2 separate regions of the Homo sapiens genome follow, and region 1 is linked to region 2. A link is an interaction called in ENCODE POLR2A ChIA-PET data of the cell type or tissue named here. Cell type or tissue: Panc1. All regions are shown on one strand. Each heading gives the region's core, and the rest is flanking DNA. Links, peaks and the distances in the headings are about the cores only.

Evidence for each region. ChIA-PET counts read pairs that join two places held together with the same protein. Peaks named below come from ENCODE experiments on the same cell type or tissue, not always from the same donor. Only the 100,000 strongest peaks of a DNase experiment are listed, where the experiment ranks them.
Region 1: POLR2A ChIA-PET joins it to region 2 with 6 read pairs; 4 of 35 experiments call an interaction of 5 or more read pairs at or near these places.

The regions. Positions count from the first base shown.
Region 1 is chr17:50,439,178-50,447,177 of GRCh38, reverse strand. The region is part of intron 1 of ACSF2 (acyl-CoA synthetase family member 2); the gene reads right to left. Among named protein-coding and RNA genes, the nearest start is that of ACSF2, 17 kb to the right of the region's middle. In Panc1, for the core only: no CTCF peak of the experiment used is centred there; no DNase peak of the experiment used is centred there.
Region 2 is chr17:50,525,539-50,535,614 of GRCh38, reverse strand. MYCBPAP (MYCBP associated protein) reads right to left here. Exons shown (of 19, transcript NM_032133.6): 14 at 9,348-9,734; 15 at 8,207-8,328; 16 at 7,345-7,460; 17 at 6,775-6,920; 18 at 6,427-6,597; 19 at 4,114-4,288. The coding sequence ends at 4,187. EPN3 (epsin 3) reads right to left here and starts at 2,880. Exons shown (of 10, transcript NM_017957.3): 1 at 2,630-2,880. RefSeq lists enhancers at 661-1,337, 1,338-2,014. In Panc1, for the core only: a CTCF peak has its summit at 934; no DNase peak of the experiment used is centred there; H3K4me3 peaks cover 1,904 bases; H3K27ac peaks cover 62 bases.

The DNA of each region.
Region 1 (8,000 bases), core at 1-8,000, 88 kb after region 2:
TTAAGTGGTTGCTTAGTGCTGGGAGGGATGGGAAGACAGAGAGATAATAGCTACAAGGACATAGGGTAACTCTGTGAGGTGATGAAAATGTTCTAAAATTGACTATAGTGATGGTTACACATATCTATGAATATACTATAAGCCATTGAATGTACACTTAAAAAATAATGTGCATAATCTACTCCTAGGTATATATCCAATAGAAATCAAACATGTGCTCACCAAAAGACAGGTACTAGGATATTTGTATCATTTCCAATATTTAAAATACCCAAATGTCCATCAACGATGGAACAGATAAATAAGTGGTGACTTATTTGTAATTATACAATAATGAGAGCAAAGGAACTATGATTATGCCCAGCAATCTGAATCTCATAAAACAATGTTCAATGAAAGAAGCCAGATTTTAAAAGGTATACTGTCTAATTCCATTTATACGTACAAAATAGGCAAAACTAATCTATGCTGTTAGAAGTCAGGAGAATGGTCAGTTGGTGAGGGTCAGTGACTTAAAGAGGTCACGAGGGAACTCCTGGTTTCTGGTCATGTTCTGTGTCTTGATTTGAGTGCTGGTTACATGGGTGTGTTCACTTTATCAAAAGTACATCAAGTGGGCCTTAAAATATGTGTACTTTTCTGGCTGGGTGTGGTGGCTTTGGGATGCCGAGGTGGGTGGGTCAGTTGAGGTCAGGAGTTCGAAATCAGCCTGACCAACATGGTGAAACCCCGTCTCTACTAAAAATACAAAAATTAACCAGGCATGGTGGCATGTGCCTGTAATCCCCGCTACTCAGGAGGCTGAGGCAGGAGAATCGCTTGAATCTGGGAGGCGGAGATTGCAGTGAGCCAAGATTGCCTCCAAAAAAAAGTGTACTTTTCTGAATCTGTCATATATTTCAACACGAAGTTTTAAAAAAAAAAACCTTCTAGGGCTTAAGCTACTGCCAATGTAGTCATAATTAATAAACTAAATTTAGCAACATTGCAGTACCTATTTAACATTCTGTCAGAAAAATAAAAGCAGCACATAGCACATCTGTGCAAAATATATACATTAATAAATAAAGCTGGGCAAGCCAAGAAAACACATCTGTTCATGATCTCTGTCTTAGAAATTACTCAAGAAAATAAACAGTCCCAATGTTGAATGTCATAGGCTTTTCCTTCCTGAGGCTGTGTTTTCTGGACAGTCATGGTACAATGTGACTGTTAGCCCTGCCAACCTGTTTCAGATGTGGATGCATGTTCTACAGGTTCAGGAGCACAGAGCAGCTGATGATGCATAGTTGTTCATTTAGAATATGGCTTACTGAATGCAAGGCTCCAGCAAGATCCAGAGGGCAGCTTTACAATTTTTTTTTTTTTTTTAAAGATAGGATGGGGTCTTGCTCTGAAGCCTAGGCTGGAGTGCAGTGGCATGATCACAGCTCACTGCAGACTTGACCTCCCAATTTCAAGTGATCCTCCTATCCCAGCCTCCTGAGTAGCTGGGAACACAGGAATGTACCAGCAGACCTAGATAATTAAAAAAAATTTTTTTTGTAGAGTCAGAGTGTCTCCCTATGTTGCCCAGGCTAGTCTTGACCTCCTGAGCTCAAGCATTCTTCCTGCCTTGGCCTCCCAAAGTGTTGGGATTACAGACGTGAGCCACCATGCCCAGCCTGTAGACACTTTTGATGACACGTCGGGAATGTAATGATTCTGCTTTATGAAAAGATAAGCACTCTCAGAGAGGAAGGCAGAGATGGGTAAATCTGCAGGGTATCTGAACAGAAGAGAAAAGGAACACTGAGTATCTCCTCTGTAATGCAATCATACAGGTTTTCGAGGCAAATTGTCCCAGCAATTTGTGGGAGATGAGGACTTTTATTCCTGTTTTAAAGATGGAGAACACTGAGATGAAAAAGTTAAGCAACTGGTCCAAGATGCTGCTAAAAAGGTTGATTGACAGCCTCATGTAAGTCAGGCACGGTAGCTCATGCCTATAATCCCAACACTTTGGGAGGGTGAGGCAGGAGGATTCCCTGAGTCCAGGAGTTCACGACCAGCCTGGGCAATGCAGTGAGATCCTGTCTCTATAAAAAATTTAAAAATTAGCCAGGGGTAGTGGCATGCACCTGTGGTCTCAACTATTCAGGAGGCTGAGGCAGGAGGATAACTTGAGCCCAGGACTTCAAGGTTGCAGTGAGCTATGATTATGCCACAGCACTCCAGCCTGGGCAACAGAGTGAGCCCCAATCTCTCAAAAAAAAGCCACATTATCTAATTGCAAACATTTTTCCACCAAAACAGACCAAGTGACACTTACACACAGAAGACAATAATGACCAAATCTGCCACAAAGTCACAGAAGATGGAAGACAAATGGCCAGTAAGCATAGGAAGAGGTGCCCATGTCACAGATCAAAGAAAAACAAACATGAGGCATTTGTTCCCCACGAGATAAGCAAAGATGAAAAATATGGATATTATGATGCCTGCAACTTATTTTCAGATGGTGGCAAAAGTGTGTGTGTGTGTGTGTGTGTGTGTGTGTGTTTGCAGAGAGAGAAACTCGGGGGCTGGGGAAGATATCTAGTCTCTGATCCTTTAGCAGCTGATATTTCTTTTTCTTTTTTTTTGGGCCGGAGTCTCACACTATCGCCAGGCTGGAGTGCAGTGGTGCGATCTCAGCTCATTGCAACTTCTACCTCCCTGGTTCAAATGATTCTCCTGCCTCACCCTCCGGAGTAGCTGGGACTACAGGCATGCACCACCGTGCCCAACTAATTTTTTTGTATTTTTAGTAGAGATAGGGTTTTGCCATGTTGGCCAGGTTAGTCTCAAACTCCTGACCTCAAGTGATCCGTCCATCTCAGCCTCCCAAAGTGCTGGGATTACAGGTGTGAGCCACTGCGCCCAGCCAGTGGCTGATATTTCAAACTCAATTCCTTTTGATCACTTATCTAGATTATTACACCACCGGGGCCAAAAAGCTGCTATTCCAAAAATTATATATAGATATAAAATAATTCAACCTGTCTGATACTGTAATAAATGAAACATTACAAGAAGAGAAAATAGAACAAATCAGTAATCCTCTACCCAAACCAAAGATTGCTGTCTTTCTAGAGGAGTCTATATTTAATTTCAAATTTCCATGATAGGCACTTTTGTCAAAGAATATTCATAAGCAGTACTAGAAAGCAGTTGCAGCTAAATAAGAGTTAATCCTTGTAACCCAAGTAGGTTCATGTTCTTGCTGGCTTTATGCAATCAGTGGGAGAGGTTATTTTAAGATAAGCTAGAGCACTAGATGATCACGCTGCATTCAATAGGGCCTAAAAAAAACTCCCCAAGTAGAGAAGATTAATAAAATGGCTATGAATTTCAACATAAAAACAGGAGTTATTGATTATATGGAATGTTGGCAAGGATGTGGAGAAATATACCAGAGTGTAAACTGGTATAAGATTTTTAGAAGATGGTAAGTATAGAGGCAGGAAGCCTAAGAAACTTACACTTTAGCATGCCCCCCAGCCTGGCCCCTCCCTACCATCCTAGTGCTGGGCGTGCCTGGAAATTGGAGAGGGAAAGCTGGCTGCAAATCAAGAAGCATTTATCTGTCAGCATTTCTGACAAATTGCTTAAAGAGAGCTCAAAAGAGAATCTTCAAGCTCGCAGCAATTGGTAGCAAATTCTTTTCTTATTCTAAATCGATCTTCAGTTTGCACAAAATCTGATACTTAAGAGCTTTTTATTCTTGTTTAGAAAGAGGGCATCCCAAACTGTGTTAGCTTCAAAACCTGTAAATCTGGATTCCTTCTGATTTGGTAATATCTACTAACATTCTGAATATGCATACCTTTTGAAACAGGTCTGCCATGGAGAATCTAAGGGGAGAAGCTGTTTGGCCTCCTGGCAATTCTACTTTTAGGGATCTATTCTAAAAAACAACAACAACAAACAAACAAACAAACAAAAACCTGGCCGGGCGCGGTGGCTCACGCCTGTAATCCCAGCACTTTGGGAGGCTGAGGTGGACGGATCACAAGGTCAGGAGATCGAGACCATCCTGGCCAACATGGTAAAACCCTGTCTGTACTAAAAATACAAAAATTAGCCGGGCATGGTGGCGTGCACCCATAGTCCCAGCTATTCGGGAGGCTGAGGCACGAGAATCAGTTGAACCCAGGAGGCGGAGGTTGTAGTGAGCCGAGATTGCGCCACTGCACTCCAGTCTGGGAACAGAGTGAGACTCCGTCTCAGAAAAAAAAAAAAGAAATAAAACCTAAAAAATGCCTAAAGGTATGATTAATTGCCACTTAGCAAAGAACTGGGAAAAAAAAATTATTCCTATGAGTAAGAGATTAGATAACTAAATTAGAGAGCATATACAATGCAATACTGCCATTAAAAAATGAAGACATGGTCAGGCAAAATGGCTCACGACCTATAATCCCAACGCTTTGGGATGCCAAGGCAGGAAAATCGCTTGAATTCAGGAGCTCAGGCCAGCCTGAGCAACATATTGAGACCCCGTCTCTACAAAAAAATTAAAAATTAGCCAGGTGTGGTGGTGTGCACCTGTGGTCCCAGCTACTTGGGAGGCTAAGGCAGGATGTTTGATTGAGCCTAGTAGGTCAAGGCTGCAGTGAGCCATGAATGTGTCACTGCATGCCAGCCTGGGTGACCGAGAAAGACCCTGTCTCTAAAACAAAACTAAACTAAAAGGCCAGGCGTAGTGGCTCATGGCTGTAATCCCAGCACTTTTGGAGGCCAAGGCGGGAGGATCACTTGATTCCAGGAGTTTGAGATCAGCCTGGGCAATATAGCAGACCCAGTCTCTACAAAAAAAAAAAAAAAAAAATTGTTTTGTTTTGTTTTTTTGGGATGGAGTTTCACTCTTGTCACCCAGGCTGGAGTGCAGTGGTACAATCTCAGCTCACTGCAACCTCTGCCTCCAGGGTTCAAGCGATTCTCCTGCCTTAGCCTCCCAAATAGCTGGGACTACAGGCATGCACCACCACGCCTGGCTAATTTTTGTAATTTTAGTAGAAATGGGGTTTCACCATGTTGGCCAGGCTGGTCTTGAACTTCTGACCTCAGGTGATCCACCCATCTGGGCCTCCCAAAGTGCTGGGATTACAGGTGTGAGCCACCGTGCCCAGCCAAAAAAAATGTTTTTAATTAGCCAGGCATGCTGGTGTGTGTCTGTGTCCCAGCTACTTGGGAGGCTAAGGTGGGACAATTGCTTGAGCCCACAAGGGCGAGGCTGCTGTAAGCCATGATTGTGCCATGCACTCCAGCCTGGGAGACAGAGTAAGGTCCTGTCTCAAAATAAATAAATAAAAATAAATAAATAAATAAATAAATAAAGACACAACATTTAATGACATGGAAAATGTCTAATACACTGTAGGTGATAAAGCAGATTTCAGAAAAATGTGAGCTGATGTTTATTGCTGTGTCCTCATGCCAGCTCTCTTCAAAGACTCTGCATGCCTGATCTGTGATCTTCATAACCACTCCCTGACCAAGATACATACCCATTTTACAGATGAAGGAATGAGGCTCCAAGAAATGCAGCACCTCACCCAAAGCCACAGAGCATGTAAACAGCCAACCTGGGATTCAAACCCAGGACTGCCTGGCTTCCAAGACCCCAATACAATACAACATGAATCTTTTCAGAGCCCTGTGACTTAAAAAGGACCGCCAGGCCAGGCATGGTGGCTCACGCCTGTAATCTCACCACTTTGGGAAGCCAAGGTGGGCGGATCCCTTGAGCCCAGGAGTTCGAGACCAGCCTGGGCAACATGGTGAAACCCCATCCCTACAAAAAACACCAAAAAAATTTAGCTGGGTGTGGTCGTGCATACCTGTGGTCCCAGCTACTGGGGAGGCTGAGGTGGGAGGATCACCTGAGCCTGGGGAGATCAAGGCTGCAGTGAGCCGACATCGTGCCACTGCACAGCCTGGGTGTCTCATATGATTCTCACATTACTCTCAGATCATTTCTTTTTAAGGATGAAGAAGCAAGTAGTTCATTTTCTTAAGGTTCTGACCCTGATGGGTGGCAAATCTGGACCCTTTTCCAAGAGTACTACTCTTTACTCTGCAGCCCATCCACATCCTGCCCTGGGGGCCCTGCAGGCTGACGGGGAGCCGTCTGAGTGCCTCCAGTCCATGGGGAGCCCCTCCCGGGATGGCCCCTTCAGCAGCTGCCCCCACTAGGCCTCCCACTTGGCAGTCCTTGAGCACACACTGACTTTTCCATCTCCTTGTGGTATCTGATTCTTTTTCTTTGCTGCCTCTTCTCTCATTGTTCTGCTCTTGTGAGCCAGCTCACCTCTCCTGGCACCAACCCATAGTGGCTCTGCACCCTACCTGTGCAGCCACCTGGTCGGACCCACCTGGAAAGCCTTCTGCCCCAGCATTAGCCCTGCCCAGCCCAGCCTTGCCTACCAGCAGGAACTGGACAGAAAACACGAGCCAGCTGGTTCAGGGCAATGCAGGTGAAATAGCTGTGGCATTCTGTGACACTCAGGGCTGGCAACTAAAGTCGGGGGCTAGAGGTCACTGGGCACAAAGGATTGCACAGTTCTGACATGGTCATGTAGAGACCACAGGCAGAGCTGGGCTCTGAGGGAGCCACAGTTGGCAGGGAGGATTGCAAATGCCTGGGCAAACAGGTCTGCCATGGAGAACATAAGAGGAGAAGCTGTTTGTTTTGCCTCCTGTTACATATTACCTGCTGGGTAGAGGTTCTTGGAACCTGGGCCAGAGGTTTACAGGTGGACCCTGCCCCTGTCGGGGGGTGGAAATGCCTCAGGCCCTGGGCAAGGCCTCTTCAGAAGCCACTGGGGAGGGAGGATGAAGGACTCAGAACCTTGATTTGTGAGGGGCCCAGAGACTGCAGGAACAGTCCCCATGCTGAGGCCACCCCCTGCTTCCTGGGGAGGGTGCCATACTAGCTAGCCACCAGTGAGGCTTTCAAAATTAAATTGAAAGCAATATCCTGTTTTGTTCCAAGCCATGGACTGGCCTCTGCTCCTTACCCCCCATGGGAGGCTGGTCCCTAGGTCCACAGAGAAACATACATCATCAACAAGGCTAAAAGACAAGCAACAGCCTGGATTTATAAATTTCATTTTATATATGAGACAAAGGATTAATATTTAGCCTGTGTTTTAAAAAACACAAATCAATAAGGACAAATAATCTCACACAATAAATGGGCAATGAATAGGAACAGAACAGACACAGGAGACATTACCAATAAACATTTTAAAAGATGCCCAATCTCACTGGTAATCAGGGAAGTATAAATTAAAACCACAACGAGATACTCTTTCACCCCCACCAGAGCGGCAAACTCTTTTTTTTAGCAATAGTGTCTATGTTGCCCAGGCTGGCCTCAAACTCCTGGCCTCAAGTGATCCTTCCACCTCAGCTTCCAAAGTAGTTAGGACTACAGGGTCGTGCCACTGAGCCCAGCAGCAAACACTTTAAAGTCCAGCAATGCTAAATATTTGCAAGGATGTGGGAAAATAGCAAAACTTGGTTGCTGCTGGTGGTCACAGTAGCACAGTCTCGCCAGGGCAATACCTAAAAAAGAACTCTTCAGCACAGCAATTTCACTGCTAGAGATATAGTAATAGCATGGACTGCTATACAGCAGGTAAAACCAATAACTTAGATCTACAGGTCTCAACTTATGTCCATCTGAGATGAATAGATCTGTAACACACATACTACTGTATGAAAGAAGAAAAGAACTATGATACTATTTTTGCTGAAATTATAAAAGCATAATAATGCTGGACACGGTGGCTCATGCCTGTGATCCCAGCACTTTGGGAGGTCAAAGTGGGAAGACTGCTTGTGCCCAGGAGTTTGAGACCAGCCTGGGCAACATAGCAAGACCATCTCTAAAAAAAAAAAAAAAAAAAAAAAAAAAGCTGTGTGGTAGCATGCACCTGTCGTTCCAGCTGCTCGGGAGGTTGAACTGGGAG
Region 2 (10,076 bases), core at 904-8,903:
TCCTAGAGGAGGTGGTGACAGAGCTGAGATCCAAGATCACAAGGGAAGAGTAAGGAGGAGTGAACCAGCAAGTCAGGGGAGGGCGGCTCAGAAGAAATGCTATGACCTGGGCCAGAAGGCAAGAGAGCAAGTATCGTTTGAGGAAGACTGCCCCTCAGAGTTCTGGCCACTGCCAACACTCCTGCATGCCACCCCCACGTACACATGGAAGTGTTGAGGCCAGAGAGGGGATGGGACCTGCCTGCATCATATGGCACGTAAGTGGCAGAGCCTGGACTACCATCCAGGACTCCAGAAGACTAATCCAATTCTTATTGTCAGTGTTACCCAGTTTGGTCATTATTTCATCGGATTGCTTTACTGTCTCAGTCCCACCTTCTCAGCTAGAATGGAAGCTCCCTGAGAGTAGGAACAGTCTGGGTTCTCCAAAGCCCCAAAACGCTGGACACATAGTGGACCTCTGGTACCCCAGCAGGGAGAAGAGCTGGGCCAGCCCAATTCCCCCCAGTAGCCACAGGTCCAGGCTATCTGCTGAATACAACTCCAGGCCCAAGGTCCTCCCAAAGGCCCTTTCAGAAACCAAAAGAGGAATTCCCTGACCACCACCATTCCTCCCACACTAGCACTGGTGTGTGCATGCACACACACACTGTCTGGGCCTGCAGAGCCTCCACTTCACCCGTGAACTGTCCCCCACCCACCAAACACCTTTCGGCTCCACCCTCCATCCCAGCCCGTGCCCCAACTGGTCCCCAGGCTGCCAGAAGCAGGAATCTGAAGGAGACTGTCCTCTCGCACCCGATTCCACGCTCCTTCCACCCCAGCCCCGCCAGTGCTGGGCTCAGTTCAAAGCAGCCCCACGCTTTGAAAACATGCCTTGGCAGGTTTTGTTGGGGGCCCAGAGAATAAGATACCGTGGGAGTGGGCGAGGTGGAGAGTGCCTGGCCCACAGCGCAGCCTACCTTTTGTCTGCTATCTCTTTCCTTCCAGCGGGTCGTGGGCCTTCTGTGGGAATGCCACGGCCACAACTTGTTTAACTCCTGCCCTCCCCCTTGCTAGTGACTCAGACCTGCCTTCACCTCCCCAACCCGTGGCTGGGGGTGGCAGAGTCAAGATGGGAAATAATGTGCACCAAAGCCCGCCCAGCACACGCCCCTACCGGCTGGCCGCTGGAACTAGCAGAACCAGTCGGGCACTGTGACTGCACCAGAGCCCTACCTGGACCTGGCTGCCCTGGCCCTCCGGCCTGGCCTGTGTGGGGGCACCAGCCTCTGGGAGGGGACTCTCGGTGTGGGCCCAGCGGCCCTGCCTGGACCTTTCTCACAGAAGGTGGGCATTCTCTGCACACCCCTGCAGGGGCTGGGGGGAAGGGCGGGGCCAGAAACATGGGGAGGCACCTTGATTTTCCTTCTCTGGAGTTTGAGGGGACAAGGTGAGGCTGCCCAAGCACAGAGAAGGGAGGAGGAAAGGAAGAAGCCTGCCCAAGCGCAGAGAAGGGAGGAGGAAAGGAAGAAGCCTGCCCAAGCGCAGAGAAGGGAGGAGGAAAGGAAGGAACGCGGGAACGCGGGAGGGAGCAGCTGGGAGCGCTGCCAGCAGTGTTACAAGCAAAGGGTTTTATCGAACACGATATGCCCAGAAATAAAAGGGAGTGTAACAGAAACCCAGCGGCCGATAAGGCGGTGGCGGTAGCAGCAGCAGCCCTGGGCAGCTGGGTATGGAATTACTGCAGTGACCTTGAGCCAGACCCTGTCAGGTGGAGGGAAGGGCACAGAGAGGGCAGGGCCTGAGAATTCAGAGATGACGAGAGGGCAGAGGAGGGAGGAAGCTGAGGGGATGGGAGCAGGGCCAGCAGGCGGTGGGATGGGCCACGGGGCACGGAGTATCAGCTCTCTCCTGCATACAGGGTCCCAAGGAGAACTGCGCAGTAGGGAGGGGCTGCTCTTCTCAGGGCCTGCAGGATGGGGGGATCTGGAGAGTTTCCCAAAAGTCAGGACCGAAAAATGCAGATCGCTCATCCCCAGCAAGGGTTTCGGAGAGATGGAGAGAACCCAGATCTGTCCAGTCACACGTGCATGAGTTTGCGTAAAGTCTGTGCACCCACCAGCCCAGCCCACACCCTCTTCCCGTCCTCTGCTAAGGTGGGCTCCAGCCCCTGCCTCCAAGTCAGATCCAGCCTGAGCAGTGGGGAATGACAGTGCCCTTCTTGATGCTGTAAGGGACAGGGGGTGAGCTTGAACTCTAAGCTTCTGGCCACTGTAATAGCTGCATCCCGGGAGCACAGAAGATGGGGGAGGGGGGACTGCCCTGAGGCTAGAGGTGTGCATGAGGGGCTGAAGAAGAGGAAACAGCAGAGATGTGCAGAAGGAGTCTGTGGGGAATGCCACCAAAGATGCTAAGATGCCACCAAAGATGCTAAGTCCCAGGATGGTTGGGGAGGGGGCCCTGAGTCCCTTTTTGGGGGCGGCAGGGAGGGAGGGGTGGCAGGAAAGAAGCCTTTAGGTCCTCTACAGCTCAGCCTTCTCCCTCGCACCTGGAAAAGAGACTAAGCCCCAGAACCACTGTTTGCTCCCCACCAACCCCCGCCTTCCATGCCGCCACTGCCAGGGAGGGGGCCAGGGAGGAAGCTTACCTCCAGTGCGGGCTCCCTCGGCCCCAGCCCCAGCCCGAGTAGCCTCTGCGGTGACCCTCCGACCTGTGCAGCAGCGGGACGGCACAGCCTCGGGAGCGTCTCCAGAGCCATCCACCATGGACCCTCGTCCCAGAGACCCACCTGCTCCCAGGAGGTGCAGACCCCTCAGAGGGGCAGCGGCAGGGTCCCTGGAATGGGTAGCAGCTCTTCCCGCGTGCGTTTGCCTCCTAGCCAGCGCCAGGCAGCACTCCGAGGAAAGTTGCTCAGCTGGCCCGGCAGGTCTGCCTCAGCAGTAACAGGACACAGGAGGAAGTGCAGGGCAGGTTAACCCCTTCCTGCTGGCCAGGCAAGTGGTGCATTGAGAGGTGGGGGGCCTGCCTGTTGGCCGCCCCCAGGAAGTGCACATCTGGAGCCAGTGCTGGCGACCTGATCCCCTCTGCTTTGAGTTAACCCTTCCCCTGCCTCTTCAACAGGAAAGGAGGGGGGCTCCAACACCCCCACCACACCCCTCCCCTTCCTCCTCTGGGCCGGGAGGACATTAAAGGAGAGGGCAGGGACATTCCCTGGGGCTGGCTCTTTGGTGGAGCCCCCGTCTTCTCGTCTTCTTGGGGAGGAGAGCATCAGGACTCCAGCACAGCCCCCTCCCTGCCTTTCCCACACGGAGTCAGATCCTTCTGTCCATCCTCCCCCTCCTGCATCTCAGCTGGAGGATGCCTGAGGCCCACTTAAGGATGCCCACCCACCCAAAAACCAAAGTTGTTCTTCAAACTCTGGGAGCCTGGAGTGCTCTTCACACAGGGAGCCCAGCCCCAAATGGTTATGACTGACAGAAGACAATGAGGGGCCTGAGTTTGAGCTGACAATACCTTTTTTTCTGAGAGCCATTTCTAGCCTGTTTCATGTTCCCCTGAGCAAGGGAGGTAGCATGAAGATCAGCAGCTGTTTTTAAGGCAGAAAGATGGCTCAAGGCCAGATAGTTTGAGATGAGGAGGGGGATAAGGCAGACTAGACCCCGAAATAACAAGGTGATGTGGCCTCTAGAGCTGAAGAGGTGTGGTGAGCATGATCTTCAGGGACTGAATTGGGGCCCTGGGACCCAGCTGAAGAGGGGAGATGGCAGGGAGCCAGGTCCCATGGGTCTAGTTCTACTCCTCATCTCACACTTTGTCATACTTGGTGATGACACTTCGGGAAGACCTGGCTCCAGGAAGCACGACCCTGAAAGTGTGGGCCAAGGAAGCCAGAGGCAGGGACTACCAGAGGTGACACACTGTCCTGTCACCTGACTCCTTGTCTTGCTACCAATCTGCTCCTCTGCTTGGCATCCCACACATCACTTCCCCAGCTATGTCTGTCTGTCCTCCTGCAGGAGGGCTCTGGCAGCTGGCAGGAGGGGATCTGAGGGCAGGTGGAACATGGGAGGACCTGGATCAGGAGCTGACCTAGCCAAGATCCATCATGCAAGACACAGAGGCACACGGAAGTAGTAGAAACTTGAAGGTTCTTTATTGATTTATTTATTAACCCGTTTTCCAGAAGGTTGCTTGGGCCCGAGAGTCACCTGCAGAGGCGCAAAGCCTCCTCGACATTCTTTATGGGGCTGAGCTCATCAGCCAGGACCATCAGGTCAGTCACCAGGGTGTCCAGCAGCCCACGGACCTGGAAGAACGGGACAACATCACAGGCAGAGTTTACTCTGTGGGAAGCACCTATATATGAACTATGCTGTGAGAGAATAGCTGGAGAGGGGAAAGAAACCAGTTGTTTGTGAAAGAATTTCACAAGTTCAAAGTTCTTGTGAAATAATTTTTGGTTTTGCAGATTTTTTTTTTTTTTGACAGGATCTCACTCTGTCACCCAGGCTGGAGTCCAGTGGTGTGATCATGGCTCACTGCAGCCTTGACTTCCCTGGCTCAGGTGATTCTCCCATCTCAGCCTCCCAAGTAGCTGGGACTACAGGCGTGCACCACCAGACCTGGCTACTTTTTTCTATTTTTTGTAGAGATGGGGTTTCACCACATTGCCCAGGCTAGTCTCGAACTCCTGGGCTCAAGCAATCCACCTGCTTTTGCAGTTTTACTTTTCAAACCAGTCTGGGGAGGTGGCCCTGCGCTGGTACCTTTGACATATGGAGATACTAGAGCTAAGTTGTTCAAGGGGCAACTCCAGGGAGCCCATGGAGCGGTGCCCATTTAGCCGTTTGGGGTGGGCCTGGGCTCAGCCCCAGTTCTACTCTGGCCTCCTGGAGGCCAATTTTCCTTCCTGTATCCACAGACTGAAAGGTCTCTGGGACTGACCCCTCCAATGGGGTTGGATCATACAAGCCCAGACAAGTTGATTCTTTTTTTTTTCTGCAGAGATGGGGTCTCCCTGTGTTGTCTAGGCTGATGTCGAACTCCTGGGCTCAAGCAATCCACCTGCCTCAGCCTTCCAACGTGCTAGGATTACAGGTGTGAGCCACTGGCCAGCAAGTTGATTCTTTTTTTTTGGAGGTAAGAGTCTCACTCTTGTCACCCAAGCTGGAGTGAAATGGCGTGATCTCGGCTCACTGCAACCTCCACTTCCCGGGTTCAAGCGATTATTGTGCCTCAGCCACCCAAGTAGCTGGGACTACAGGTGAGTGTCACCATGCCTGGCTAATTTTTTGAATTTTTAGTAGAAACGGGATCTTACCATGTTGCCCAGGCTGGTCTTGAACTCCTGAGCTCAGGCAATCTGCCCACCTTGGCCTCCCAAAGTGCTGGGATTACAGGCACGAGCCACCGCACCTGGTCTGCAAGTTGATTCTTAATATCAAAGAGCCATGGAAGGGTTGACGTTGACCCCCATGGGTCCTCAGAGCCCTTTAATTACTTTCTAGACCCCATCAACCATCTGATATCTTAGTGATGTCACCAGTGGCAAATGGAACTTTTGATCAAATGAGATCCAGAGTGTGACCACAATACATGATGTAATCCCAGCTCCCCAGCTATCCACATTAGAGGAAGGCAAGACGTCGCCAATAGACATACTGACATATTGAAAATGGCTTTGTGGACCTCCCCTCCAAAACAAACAACAACACTAACAAACAAAACGGAAAACCTGGGTGAATTTCTAAGGACCTGCTACTTAAGAACGGATTAGGATGAAGTCTCTCTAGTCCTTCAAACTCTTACAGTTGATGGGAATGCACCCTGCATGGTGTTCTCCCAAGGAACGCATCTGCCAGGATGCACCTAACGGGGAGTAAGAAAGAGAAGGGCTTCCTTCCTCTCTGTTCCCCTAGAGTCTGTTCTCCAAAGGGCGGCCAGAGCCACCTTCTAAAGCCTATCAGACCCTATTGCGTTTCTATTCAAAACCTTGCGTGACTTCTCATTTCACTCCGAAAAATCCCAAGTCTTCACAATAGCCTGCAAACCATCCCCCACCCCTATGACCTGCTCCCCACTACTGCCCTCTCCCTTCTGGCCCCTCCCTCCTATGGCAGTTGCTCCCCATGCCTGGAGCACTCTTTACTGGACGTCTACTTGGCCACCCTTCCCCTCCCTTCAAATCTTTGTGGGTTGTCACCTCCTCACTGAGGCCTCTGTGCCTCCATTCCCTGCCTGGTCTATCTTCTCTCCCGTCGTACTCATCACCTAACATGCTAGGCGCATTCCTTATTCATGAGGCCTGTCTCACACACGAGGATGCCCTTCCTGAAGCAGCTCTGCTTCCACCATGATGGAGTGGGCACTTATTGTCTGCAGACTGAACGGAATGAATAAGGCAGGTGGGAGGCAGGGGAATGGCTGCTGGGCGCTTCCCTTCACCTCACTGTGCAGGCTCTGGGTGTATTTCCCCATGACCAGGGGGTCTATGGGTTCTTGAGAAGAGAGGATGATGTCAGGGGTAGGGTCTTCCAAAGAAAACCTGTCCTGACTTGCAGATTTTATGACTTTCTTGTCATCCTTTGCCTTGTGCTTCTTGCTGTTGGGACGGTCCTGCTGGGGGAGGGAGACACACATAGCCTTCAGGAGCTCCAGAGGTAGGCCAAGGATGTCCTCAACAGTAGCTCACTGGGAGAGCCTGGGCACATGCCCACCTCCACAGCCCCCACCTCCGCAGCCCCTCCAATCCCCTCCCCAGCCCCACCTGGCCCAGACCACGCCCCAGCATGCCTCTTTCCCGAGCAGCTTGGCTCCTTTCTTGTCTTCTTTGTCTTTGATCCCCAGTTGCTTCTTTTCCTGGGCTGCTCCTTTCCGCTCCTCCTTCCCAGCTTTCCCCACAGGTACCTTCACTTCCATGATAGGAGGTGATTTTTGATCTAAGGGAGGTGGGTGGAAGAAAATATGGCAGGCCCCCAACAGCCTAGTGGATGCTGCAGGTACGTGAGGAGGCTTGAGGGGAGGTGGAAAAGCAAAGGGCAATAGCCTTGAGCCCTGGTAGGCGCGTGGCTTCATGAAACAGGACTGTGGTGCCTATGTTCTGGTCCCAGCTCTGCCATGCCATGAATGGCCATGGATAAGTCATTTAACTTTGCTGGGATTACTAAACCAAGGTGGTCACTAAGGTAGCTTCTGGGTACCACATCCTGGCAGCGGACAGAAAGGGGTAAGGGGCCTACTCCATGGGCTCAACCTAGCAGAGCTTCCACCAAAGGAGTATGACTGGCCCAGGCACTGCTGCTTGTCCATTCAGAGAGATGAGGAGGGCTATGCAGAGGTGTGGTTGGTTGCACAAGATCTGACCTTGCTCTTCAGGCACATTCAAATAGATGGTCTCCTTCTCAGGCAGGCCCAGCACAGACCTCAGCCACATGGAATGGCCCACCAGGCTGTCAATCACATCTCGCCACAGCTGCAAACTAGAGGGCAAGACACAGTGGAGAAATGCCATCACTCCTCATTTGTCCTTGAACCTGCAGAGGCTTGGGTCCCTCCCTTCAAAGACCCTGGTGCCACGAGCTGCTGTGGAAATGCCACACCCCTGAACAGCCAGCATCCTCACTGTTCCCCGCCAGGGCAAGTGCTTGGAGGGGGTTCTGGCTTGCCTTGGGTGGCAACCAAGAAAAAAATGGCCCAGGACTAGGGTTAGGAGGCCTGCATGAATTCAGTCCTACTTCAGAGGGCTTGAGGCCAGGGCCAGACTTGGGTCCAGTCGCACTGGAGGGGCTGAACCTTGCATGAGACTTCCAGCATAAGGCTCCTGGGGCTTGTCCTGAGGGCCTTGAAAAGGACCCCACGCCTATACAAGCAAGTTCCAAACAGGTACAGGGGAGGGTGACAACAGAGAAATGAAGCTTTTATTGGAATCTGCCCCCCGTCTTCTTCCTGCCCTCTGGCTTCTCCTTTTTCCATTCCCCTGCTCACTGAGAAGGAACAAGGCAAAAAGGGGAAGAAAAAAAAGATAAGGTGTTTGATCTGCTGTGACTGCTCTCCAGTGAGCAGTAGGCACTGCAGGGTTCCAGAACGTGGAATGTTTGCGGCATGCTCTAGCAACCTGAGCTCAACGGAAGCTCAGACCCCTGGAGTCCCAGGACTGCCTGCCCAGGACCCCTGCAGATGCCACAAAGGGAAGGAGATGGGGCAGCTCTCCTGGCAGGGCACCTACCACATCTGGTGCAGGAGGTTGGACTGCAATGGCCTTGGCTTCTGGCACAGCTCCAGGGCTGCTTTGTTGAGCCTCATCAACGCATCCTCTCTGTGGTTCTCATCAGGGAGCACCATCACTGCCTGGCAGGGTCATGGGCACCATTCTGCACCAGGACACCAAGGCTGTGTCCTCTAGTGAAGGGCATGGTGATGTGGGGATGGGTGGCAGGGGACCAGGAACCAGGAGGGGATGCAGCTATGGAGAGCTGTCTGGGTGCCTTTGGTGGGAGCCAGGGACCCCCCTCAGAAATCTGTACCTATGAACCCCTTCTCCAAGATTTGCCAGGGTCAGAGAGTAGGCCCCCCTCCTGGAATATAGCAGCTTGGGCACCCCAGACAAAAACAGGTAACCCAGCTGGGCACAGTGGCTCACGCCTATAATCCCAGCACTTTGGGAGGCTGAGGCGGGCGGATCACCTGAGGTCAGGTGTTCGAGACCAGCTTGACCAACATGGTGAAACCCCGTCTCTACTAAAAATACAAAATTGGCCTGGCGTGGTGGCTCACGCCTGTAACACCAGCACTTTGGGAGGCCAAGGTGGGTGGATCACGAGGTCAGGAGTTTGAGACCAGCCTGGCCAACATAGCGAAACCCCGTCTCTACAAAAATACAAAAACTAGCTGGATGTGGTGGCGCATGCCTGTAGTCCCAGCTGCTTGGGAAGGCTGAGGCAGGAGAATCACTTGAACCCGGGAGGCAGAGGTTGCAGTGAGCCAAAATTGCACCACTGCACTCCAGCCTGGGCAACACAGCAAGATTCCATCAAAAAAAAAAATTAGCCAGGTGTGGTGGCACATGCCAGTAATCTCAGCTACTTGGGAGGCTGAGGCAGGAGAATCGCTTGAACCTGGGAGGTGGAGGTTGCAGTGAGCCGAGATTGTGCTATTGCACTCCCACCTGGGCAACAAGAGCAAAACTTCGTCTCAAAAATAAATAAATAAATAAATAAATAGATAGATAGATAACCCAAGAGATCACTTTCTCTGGGCTCTCAGGTTTTGTTTCTTTGCCCATAGAGCAAGAGGGGCTGCTGGGTCCTCCCTTGTTGGTTCGAGGCAGGAATATTCTCTACCATTGCCTTCCAGGGTCTTGGAAGCACCTTTCTGAAGTCCTCCAAGCAGAGGTTCCACTCCAGCAGGGGAAGGCCATCCGGCTCCCAGGGGCTCTTGGTGCTGTCCACATCTGGGCTTTCCTCCACCAGGATCTCCTCCATGATGCTCTTCCGCTGAGGACTCTTGGTCCCCACTCTGGCCTTCTGGGACCCGGATTCCCTGAGGGCCTCGTTCTCAGGCCGGGGCACTTGAGTTTCGGAGATGGGGCTCCTAAAGCGTGGTAACAGCTCAGCATTCACAGAGGCCTTCTCTGTGGCTATGGGGCTGACGTGCTCCTTGTCCCCTGGCCTGGCCTCCTCAGCCTTGGCGGGCAGGGTCATGTACTGGCGCCACAGTTGGTGCAGGCTTTGCACCACTTGGTGCTCATAATGCAGCTGCAGCAGAGGATGGGAAGGCATGTGAGGGGGAGGCTGGGGTGCAGGCCCCAGTTTCTTCAATGTAAATAAGGACATAAATAGTACAAGGGCCAGGCACAGTGGCTCAAGCCTGCAATCCCAGTGCTTTGGGAAGCCACGGTAGGAAGATCACTTGAACTCAGGAGTTCAAGACCGGCCTGTATGACATAGAGTGATCCTATCTCTACCAAAAAAAAAAAGAGAAATTAGCTGAGCATGGTGATGTATGCCTGTAGTCCTAGCTACTTAGGAGGCTGAGGTGGGAGGATCACCTGAGCCGGGGAGTTTGAGGTCACAATGAGCTATGAGTGGGACACTGTA